2 separate regions of the Homo sapiens genome follow, and region 1 is linked to region 2. Evidence: read pairs that join two places in POLR2A ChIA-PET (ENCODE). Cell type or tissue: Caco-2. All regions are shown on one strand.

Evidence for each region. ChIA-PET counts read pairs that join two places held together with the same protein. Peaks named below come from ENCODE experiments on the same cell type or tissue, not always from the same donor. Only the 100,000 strongest peaks of a DNase experiment are listed, where the experiment ranks them.
Region 1: POLR2A ChIA-PET joins it to region 2 with 5 read pairs; 4 of 35 experiments call an interaction of 5 or more read pairs at or near these places.

Annotation. Positions count from the first base shown.
Region 1 is chr17:28,218,907-28,223,906 of GRCh38, reverse strand. All of the region lies in intron 1 of LOC105371710 (a long non-coding RNA gene), which reads left to right. Among named protein-coding and RNA genes, the nearest start is that of TMEM97, 98 kb to the left of the region's middle. In Caco-2, no CTCF peak of the experiment used is centred here; DNase peaks (open chromatin) are centred at 2,176 and 2,356.
Region 2 is chr17:28,086,248-28,091,247 of GRCh38, reverse strand. All of the region lies in intron 1 of NLK (nemo like kinase), which reads right to left. Among named protein-coding and RNA genes, the nearest start is that of NLK, 46 kb to the right of the region's middle. In Caco-2, no CTCF peak of the experiment used is centred here; no DNase peak of the experiment used is centred here.

The DNA.
Region 1 (5,000 bases), 130 kb before region 2:
GGCGGAGAGGCTCCTCACTTCTCAGACGGGGCAGCTGCCGGGCGGAGGGGCTCCTCACTTCTCAGACGGGGTGGTTGCCAGGCAGAGGGTCTCCTCACTTCTCAGACGGGGCGGCCGGGCAGAGACGCTCGTCACCTCCCAGACGGGGTCTCGGCCGGGCAGAGGCGCTCCTCACATCCCAGATGGGGCGGCGGGGCAGAGGCGCTCCCCACATCTCAGACAATGGGCGGCGGGGCAGAGACGCTCCTCACTTCCTAGATGTGACGGCGGCTGGGAAGAGGCGCTCCTCACTTCCTAGATGGGATGGCGGCCGGGCGGAGATGCTCCTCACTTTCCAGACTGGGCAGCCAGGCAGAGGGGCTCCTCACATCCCAGACGATGGGCGGCCAGGCAGAGACACTCCTCACTTCCCAGACGGGGTGGCGGCCGGGCAGAGGCTGCAATCTCGGCACTTTGGGAGGCCAAGGCAGGCGGCTGGGAGGTGTAGGTTGTAGTGAGCCGAGATCACGCCACTGCACTCCAGCCTGGGCACCATTGAGCACTGAGTGAACGAGACTCCGTCTGCAATCCCGGCACCTCGGGAGGCCGAGGTTGGCGGATCACTCGCGGTTAGGGGCTGGAGACCGGCCCGGCCAACACAGCGAAACCCCGTCTCCACCAAAACCAGTCAGGCGTGGCGGCGCGTGCCTGCAATCGCAGGCACTCGGCAGGCTGAGGCAGGAGAATCAGGCAGGGAGGTTGCAGTGAGCCGAGATGGCAGCAGTACAGTCCAGCTTCGGCCCCGCATGAGAGGGAGACCGTGGGGAGACGGAGAGGGAGACGGAGAGGGAGACGGAGAGGGAGAGGGAGAGGGAGAGGGAGAGGGAGAGCAACAAGCTCTTAAACATGTGAGAATCCTTTGTGGTCATTTGTTACAGCAGCCCCAGGAAACTCTCAGTCACTCTTTTATGGGTTCAATCACCTGCATTCTCCGCAGATGGCTCCTTATCAGCCAGTCAGGCCCCATGGGACCACACATCCCAGGAAACACCAGGGTGCCCTGCTGAGCATGGAGGTGGAAGAGGACACCAGGACAAGGGGACATAGATCCTACCTTTGAAGGAAGGAGAAAAATCATTCTTCTTAGGGACCCCTCATCCAGGGGGCAAGGCACGGCCCTGTCCTTCAAGAACTCCAGTCTCAAAGAAAGGACATGGCTGTATCATGGGGGATCCTCAGTCTGAGGCGTTCTCAGAACACAGATACAGAGAGACAAACAGAGAGACAGCTGTTGTCCTGTTTGGAGGGGTGACAGCAGAAATCAAAGAATTCCACTCCTCCATGGAAAGACAAAAGACAGGTGCTCACCCTGGGATGGAGGGGGCAGTGGGAGCCTGTTAGTACATCTGTGATCCCAGGGGTCAGGGCCTACAGAAGGACCCTGCAGGCTAATGGGGGCAAGGATACCAGAGAGTAGGGGCCTGTTTGCTCTTCTGACCCTGCAGCACTAACCATGGGGGGATAGGGAGTTTCTAGTGCACTGATTCCAGGCAGAGAGATGGAGCCTGTGAGATGTCCACAGGGAATCTGACATCCCTGGAACCCCGTCATGTCTTGGGGAATATGGGGTCCAAGGACAGATGGGAAGACAGGAGAGACATTATAGAAGCTAAAGGGTATGGGATGGCCTGAATTTGGGCTACAACCTCTGAAGAAGTCACTTCCTCATTTATAGCCAAAGTAAATGGGCACCCAGATAGTCTCAGTGTGGACCAGGAGCCAGCCTCACACATCCCTCCAAGCCCTCCCTATCCATCATACTCCCACCCTCCAATTTCACTCCCCACTTACAGGGCAAGCCGATTGGTTCATTAATCACTGCCTCCTCATCAGAGAGCTTGTTAACTTGTTGATTAGTGGGGAGTATGTCTCAGTCCTCGGTCAATGGGCTTGGCTACATCCATCCACACACCCACACCCATCATTGATGCATGACTCAGTGGTCATGAGACATGTCTGGGGGTTGGGGGGCTGACATCTGTGAGGGCAGAAAGTTCAGACACAATTGTTTTTGTAGATGTTTGAGACCAGGGCCTGCCTCCAACTTGTCCTTGAAGGGTAGGGGACAGAATCACTAGGGCTTCCTTGGCCCCATTCTCAGAGCCCCGGGCAAGGCCACCCTAAGTCAGGGAGACCATGGACCTGGACCCTAGCCAACCATTCCCCTTGTCCGGTGGGCTCAAGGGTCACTCATCAAGGGGGTGTGGCCTCTGCCATTCATCCTTAGAGGTCTAGAATTTTGCACCCCATCACCCACCTGCCCGTACCCACTCCCCACACATAAGCCCTCTCTTTGATCATCGTGCACTGTGCAGCACTGGCCCACTGCCCTTCCGCCTGCAGGCATTTCCTCATGCCCAGGGTCCTGCAGACAGCAGATGGTCATACAGCAAGAGTAATTCGATCCTCATTCAACAAGCGTTTATGAAGTCCCTGCTGTGTGCCAGGCACTCATCTAGGGACTGGGATAGGGCAGTGAACAAACAGGCAAAACCCTTGCCCTCATAGAGCTCACATTCTAGTGACAGGAAATAGAAAATAAATCAATAAGCATGGAGGCTGGGCGTGGTGGCTCATGCCTGTAATCCCAGCACTTTGGGAGGCTGAGGCAGGTGGATCACCTGAGGTCAGGAGTTCAAGACCAGCCTGGCCAACATGGTGAAATCTCGTCTCTATTAAAAGTACAAAAATTAGCCAAGTGTGGTGGCACACGCCTGTGATCCCAGCTACTTGGGAGGCTGAGGCAGGAGAATTGCTTGAACCTGGGGGGCGGAGGTTGCAGTGAGCTGAGATGGTGCCACTGCACACCAGCCTGGGTGACAAAGTGAGACTCTGTCTCAAACAAATTAAAAATAAATAAATAAATAAGCATGGAATATATCTGATAAGTGCTATAGAGAAAAATCAGAGCTGGGTATAGTGGCTCATGTCTGTAATCCCAGTGCTCTGGTAGACCAAGTTGGGAGGTTCACTTGAGCCCAGGAAGGAAGTGACGAAGCAAACCATGAAGCTACCTTGGGAAGAGTGGGAGGTGGGTTTGGGAAACAGTGATGCCAAGAAGGAAGGGATTTTCACTTTTCGTGGTAGGCATTCTCCTAGAAGCTCTCCCTCTCACCTGAAGCTTCTGCAAACCACAGTAACAGATACCTGTGGCATAGTGAGCACCCAAGGCTCAGGCTTCGCTCTAGAACAGAGGTAGGCAAACTCTTTCTGTAAAGGACCAGATAGTAAATATTTTAGGCTTTGTGCTCCAGACAGTCTCTGTTGACACTGTTAGGCTTAGCCATGGTAGCTTGAAAGCAGCCACTGAATACACCAAAAAAAAAAAAAAAAAAGAATGGATGTAGTAGTGCTTTAGTAAATCTTTGCTTACAGACATTAAAGTTTGAATTTCATATAATTTTCATGGAATAAATATTTTTTTAAGTTTTTTTCAACCACTTACAGATTCAACCACTTTAAAAAGCCATTCTTTTTATTATTATTGAGCTCAAGGGATCCTCTGGCCTCAGCCACCTAAAATGCTGAGATTATAGCCATGAGCCACTGTGCCTGGCATAAAAGGCATTTTTTTTTTTTTTTTGAGACAGTCTCACTCTGTCACCCAGGCTGGAGTACAGTGGTGTGATCTCAGCTCACTGCAAGTCCCCCTTCCCGGGTTCAAGGGATTCTCCTGTCTCAACCTCCTAAGTAGCTGGGACTACGGGCGCCCGCCACCATGCCCGGCTACTTTTTGTATTTTTTGTGGAGATGGGGTTTCACCATGTTGGCCAGGCTGGCCTCGAACTCCTGACCTCAAGTGATCTGCCTGCCTTGGCTTCCCAAAGTGCTCGGATTACAGGTGTGAGTCACCACACCCAGCCCCTAAAAGGCATTTTTAACCCACAGGATGTATAAAAACAGGCCCACAGGGCCATAGTTTGCTGACCCCTGGTCTAGAAAAGCAAGAACTCAGCTACCTCTGCTCTGGGTTGAGTTGTCGGTTTACCAAGAGTTGATTGGGTGTGTCCCTAGCCTGTTTATGCCAGGTGTACTGTCATTGTAATCATATAATTAAATTAAATATTACATAAACTGATGAAATGTGAGTGCATAAAGAATTGTTTCCTTGCAAATGACGTTAAATGCTTTGGAAGTAATACACAAAAAGATTTGCTGACATGTTGAATTAGATGTGAAAGATAAACTATTCAGGGAAAATCCTAAAAATCTAGAACTGTTCTACATCAGATTGCTTCACAACTGTCTTTAAGTTTAAATAAATTGAAAATAATAGGTGATGAATTATAGGATTGTGGGTGTGATTTATGCAAGAAAGTCAAAGAGGGATTTGAGTCAAGATACCCAAAGAAAAACTAGTGCCTGAGTGTGAATTTTGTTTGAAGTCAAAACAAAGTGACCAGGACCTACACGTGTCTGTTTTTAACGATTGCCCACTTGAACTGACGTTTCCAAAAGACTGGTCAATGACTCAGACCTACTTATATCAAAACAAGGGCTTCTCCGGTATTTTATATATTTCCAATATAGTTTGAATGTTTTATGGGGTATTTCGTTTTCTTTCTTTCTTTTTTCTTTTTGAGACAGAGTTTTGCTCTTGCTGCCCAGGCTGGAGTGCAATGGCGCCATCTTGGCTCACCGCAACCTCTGCCTCCAGGGCCCAAATGATTCTCCTGCCTCAGCCTCCTGAGTAGCTGGGATTACAGGCATGTGCAAACACGCCCAGCTAATTTTGTATATTTAGTAGAGATGAGGTTTCTCTATGTTGGTCAGGATGGTCTCAAACTCCCAACCTCAGGAGATCTGCCCGCCTTGGCCTCCCAAAGTGCTGGGATTACAGGCGTGAGCCACCGCGCCCGGCCAGGGTATTTCTATTTAATGTCTTAAAGAACAACCAAAGAATTTTTAAAAACCAAATATAAACCAAATGCTGGTGTGTGTTGTGAAGCCTTAAATAAAAT
Region 2 (5,000 bases):
ATGACTGTAGCCATAAAAATATGGTTGTTTTATGTTTTTAAAATTTACATAAATGGCTCACACTGGCCTAAGCTTTTATATATAACTTGCTTTCTCCCAAATCAGCCTTGTTTTTACAATTTATCCATGTTGATGTGCTTCAAGTCAGTGACGAGTAAATAAATAAAATGAAATAAAATTGATCCATGTTAATATATCTAGATCTAGTACATTTATTTCATATATATAGTATTCCACTATATGAATATAAGCCCACAGATCCAAGAAACTCACTGAATCCCAAGAAGAAACATGAAGAAAATTACATTTAGACATCACAATCAAATTGCTCAAAACCACTGATAAAGAGAAAAATCTTTAAAGCTGCCAGAGGAAAAAAAGACATATTACACACAGAGGAACAAAGATAAGGATTATAGCATATTTCTCATTGAAAACAATACAACCCAGAAAATAACAGAGTAACATCTTTGAAGTACTTAAAGGAAGTCACCCTAAAATTGCATACCCAGCAAAAATAACTTTCATTATTATTATTATTTTTTAACAAGCTCCCGCTATGTTTTTAACAAGCTCCCACCAGGAGATCTCAAATTCCTGGCCTCAAGCGATCCTCCCACCTCTCGGCCTCCCAAAGTGTTGGGATTACAGGTGTGAGCTACCACGTGGCTAAAAAAACCTTTCAAAAATGGAGATGCTATAAAGACTTTTTCAGACATTAAAAAAAAATTAAAATAATTTATCACCAGCAGACTTGCACTATAAGTAGTCATAAAGGAAGTAAAATGACTAACAGATGAAAAACTGGGTATCTACAAAGAAATGAAGAGCATGGAAAATAATAACAAGCACAGGAAACAACAACCACACAGGTAAATATAAAGACTTTTGGTATTATTTAAATCTCCTTAAAAGACAACTGTTTAAAGCAAAATAACAATGTAGTGTGGGGCTTAAAACATATGTAAGAGTGAAATGTATGACAGCAGTAGCCCAAAGGCTGGAAGGTGAGAAATGGATATAGACTACTATGCTATGCATAAAATAGTATAATACCAATTGAAGGTATACTGTGATAGGTTAAAGATGTATACCATATACTTAAAGCCAATCATTAAAATAATATAGCAAACAGTTACAACTAAAAAGCCAACAAGAAAGATAAACATGCATGATTCATTTAAAATTCTGATAAACTGGAAGTCATTAAAATTAGAAACTTCTGCTCTTCAAAAGACACTGTTACAAAGACAAAAACACAAGCCACAAACTGGGAGTACTTATTTGCAAATGATGTTGCTGATAAAGGATTTGTATTCAGCATTAGAAAACCCTCAAAGCTCAATAAAAAAAATACACACACAATTTTTTTTAAAAGTAGAGAGAAGATTTGAACAGATAATTCAGCAAAGAAGACATAAGGATGGCAGATCACTAGTCATTAGCAAAATGCAAATTATAACCACAAGTAACACTACACACACATTAAAATATCTAAAATTTAAAAAACTAACCATACTAAGTAACAGCAGTGATACGGAGGTACTGGAACTCACACACTATTGGTGGAAATGTGAGGTGGTAAAACCATTTGGGAAAACAATTTAACTTAAAAAAATTATGCATACACCTAGCTTATTATCCAGCCATTTCATTCCAGGTGAAATGAAGGCATATGTCCATGCAAAGACTTATATATGAATGTCCAAGGAGTTTTGTTTCTAATAGCCCTAAACTAGAAATAACTCAAATGTTCATCAGTAAGTGAATGAAAAAAAAAAACAACAAAACTATAGTATATCTCTACAATAGATTACTACTAAGCAATAAAAAAGGAATGAACTATTAATTCATGCAACAACATGGATAGATCTCAAAATAAATAAGCTGCGTGAAAGAAGCCAGATGAAAAAGAGTTCATTTTATATGATTCTATTTACATAAAAATCTAGGAAATGAAAACTAATCTATAGTGACAAAAAGCCTACAGATGGCAGTGGGAAGAGAAAGGTGGGGAAAGAAAATATTACAAAGGGGTAGAGGAATTTGTGGTGATGAATATGTTCAGAATCTTGACTGAGGCAATAGTTTCATGTGTATACGTACATCAAACTTACCAAACCATATGATTTTAACAAAGTTCTTTACATCATCTAAACCTGTTTTCATTAATCATATTGTTGGTGCTGGTATTCTGAGTACTGTGTATGCACTGTGAGGTGAACAAATGAATACTTATGTGAAGTTCTAATTCTATCATTTCTGGCACCACTGAAAACCAAGGGAACCAATACTTTGTATGGGAAAAAGGAGATTCAAGACCAGAATTTTAATCATTTGAATTTGAAGTATCAGTATGAACTCCTGGTATCATTTTATCTTAAAGATATGCCCACTAAAAAAAGCCTAGAAACAATGACAAACCCAAGCGATGAGTACCTCTAGTGCCAAGGGAACCTTGGAGAAATGGCTGATTCCAGATCTGGGTTAGAAAATGTACAGATGAGCCTGGAACATGTTGTCAAATCTAGACAACTAGGGTTATGTCAAAAGGACTCAGGAGCCCAGTGACCAAAATAACAACTTGCATACCAATAAAGACAATGATTTCAGTGAAATAAAAATATCAAATATTTTTCTATTTGAAACTAAGAAATATTTTTCTATATGAAATATAACTTAAATCCATAAGTTAATTAACTGGTTACTGTTAGAGGATGCTAATGGATCAATTCATTATTTTGAAAATGAATAAAGCAAACAAATTATGCATTTATCCCATCATTTATAGAAACCGTACCTACCAACAAGTAATCAAATAGAAAATGAAGTTTCACTTTATAGAACTATTTCAGCTAACAAATACAGAAGACCTGGTAGAATTAGATTATTACCATTTTGCAAACCTTAACAAATTAATGGATCTAGGTATTAATCATCAATGTCTATAATATGAAAAAGCAGAGATGATCCAATATTATGTGCCTCCTGATTAAGTACAGATCACTTGTACTATCTAATGAAGTAGTCATAGCCACCCATCAAAAAACAAACAAGCAAATAAACAGAAACATGAATGTGATCAAGTCTCCAGATTAAACTACCAATGAACAGAAAAGAGAGCAGAATAACATGCTATATACTACATGGATGCAACCAGTAACATACAGATTGTGATAAACTCTAAGACAAAGCCACCTGAATTCCTCAAAATTAAATTCCAAGGGGAAAAATAAGAGAGGGAACCACTCCCTAGATGCTGACATTCTCAAAGTTCAACCTTTTTATTTCTCTAGCCTTTCCTCCTTTGGTGACCTCATTCACCATATTAAGCTATAAACTTTGTGACTGATTATCAAATCTCTCATGATGACACCAAAGAGGTGACATGTCTAAAGCCCAACTTCATCATGGGTTACAGATTCACAGGACCAAAAGGAATCTTAGAAATCATCCAAGCTAACCATCTACCTAACATACTGATCCAATACAAACAAGGTCACTTTCAAAAACTTGGAGCAAAATTTTGAACAGAAAATAAATAAAATCCAAATTTCCTAACATTCAAAGCCCAATCCCTGTTTCTAGTTTTATCTTCCTTCTCTTCTACATATATTCTACTCCACTGACAAACTAGACAATAGCTATTCCCCAAATATGCCCGTATGCTCTTACCTAATCTGTTTCTATACCATAGCCCCATCTACTATTTCCATTAGCTGAAATATTCCCATTGGCGAGATAATGATCTTCTATTCTGATTTACATCCCTCTATACAATAAAGGTGAATGATTAGCATTTCTACAGTATCTCTGATATTCAGGATTGAGTATAAAACACTCAAAAGAACCAAGCTAGAACCAAATCTTTCTCACCAAGTCCAATTCAAATACCACTTGTTAATACCTACACATAGCTCTAACTCATTTCTGACCCACATTTCCCAAATTTTCCCTAATTTGGCACATATAGACAGCCTATATAAAAGTTAAAAAATTAAATCAGATAATATTTGAAATTACAAACTCTAAGCATGCTAGAAATGTGGTAGTAATTTTCACATAAATGTAAGGTTAACTTTACTATCTCTGAAAACTCATTTATTTTGTCCATCTAACAGCAAAAGATTCACTCATAATCCTTATAAAAATTATTTTGTTTGCCATATACTCAATATCAACTTTTTTTTTTTTTTGAGAGCGACAAGGTCATGGGGTGTCACCCAGGCTGGAGTGCAGTGATGTGATCTTAGCTCACTGCAGCCTTGAACTCCTGAGCTCAAGTGATCCTCTTACCTCAGCCTCCAGAGTAGCTGGGACTACAGGTGCACGCCACCACAACCAGCTAAAATATAAAATATATATATATGTATATATTTTTTTTTAAGAGATGAGGTCTCGTTTTGTTGCCCAGGCTGGTCTCGAAATTCTAGTCTCAAGTGATCCTACTGCCTCTCAAAGTGCTGGGATTATAGGCGTGAGCCACCACTCTCAGCCTTAACTCTCAATTTTAAATGAGATGTGACTCATCACAGAGTCACTTATACTGACTTATGCTGGAGTTAGATATTAAAGTGAAGGAAATGCAACCTCATGAGATCTTGAAAAAAAATTTAAAAATATTTTAAAAAATAAAGTTAAGGCAAAAAACAAAATCTTTATAAAAATTCAGTTATGTAGGTTTGCTAAAAAATAACAAAACAATAATACTATAAAACTGTATTTTCATACATCATTGGTGAGTATACATCAGCTCTTAATCTTAGGCAAAGACTTCTAGATGCCATCTAGTAGCATGTTCTCTCACGCTTCCTCAGAAACAGAACTTCAGTTTTTTTCAAAGTAGCAATGCATTCAACTAAAAGACAGTATTTTCCTTTTCTTCTGCAGCTATTATGCCCATATTATTCAATTCTAGCCCATGGAACATAAAAGGAATTGTTATGTGATTTCCAGCAAGGATCATTAAAAGGAAACTAGTAACCTGTTTTTCTTTGCCT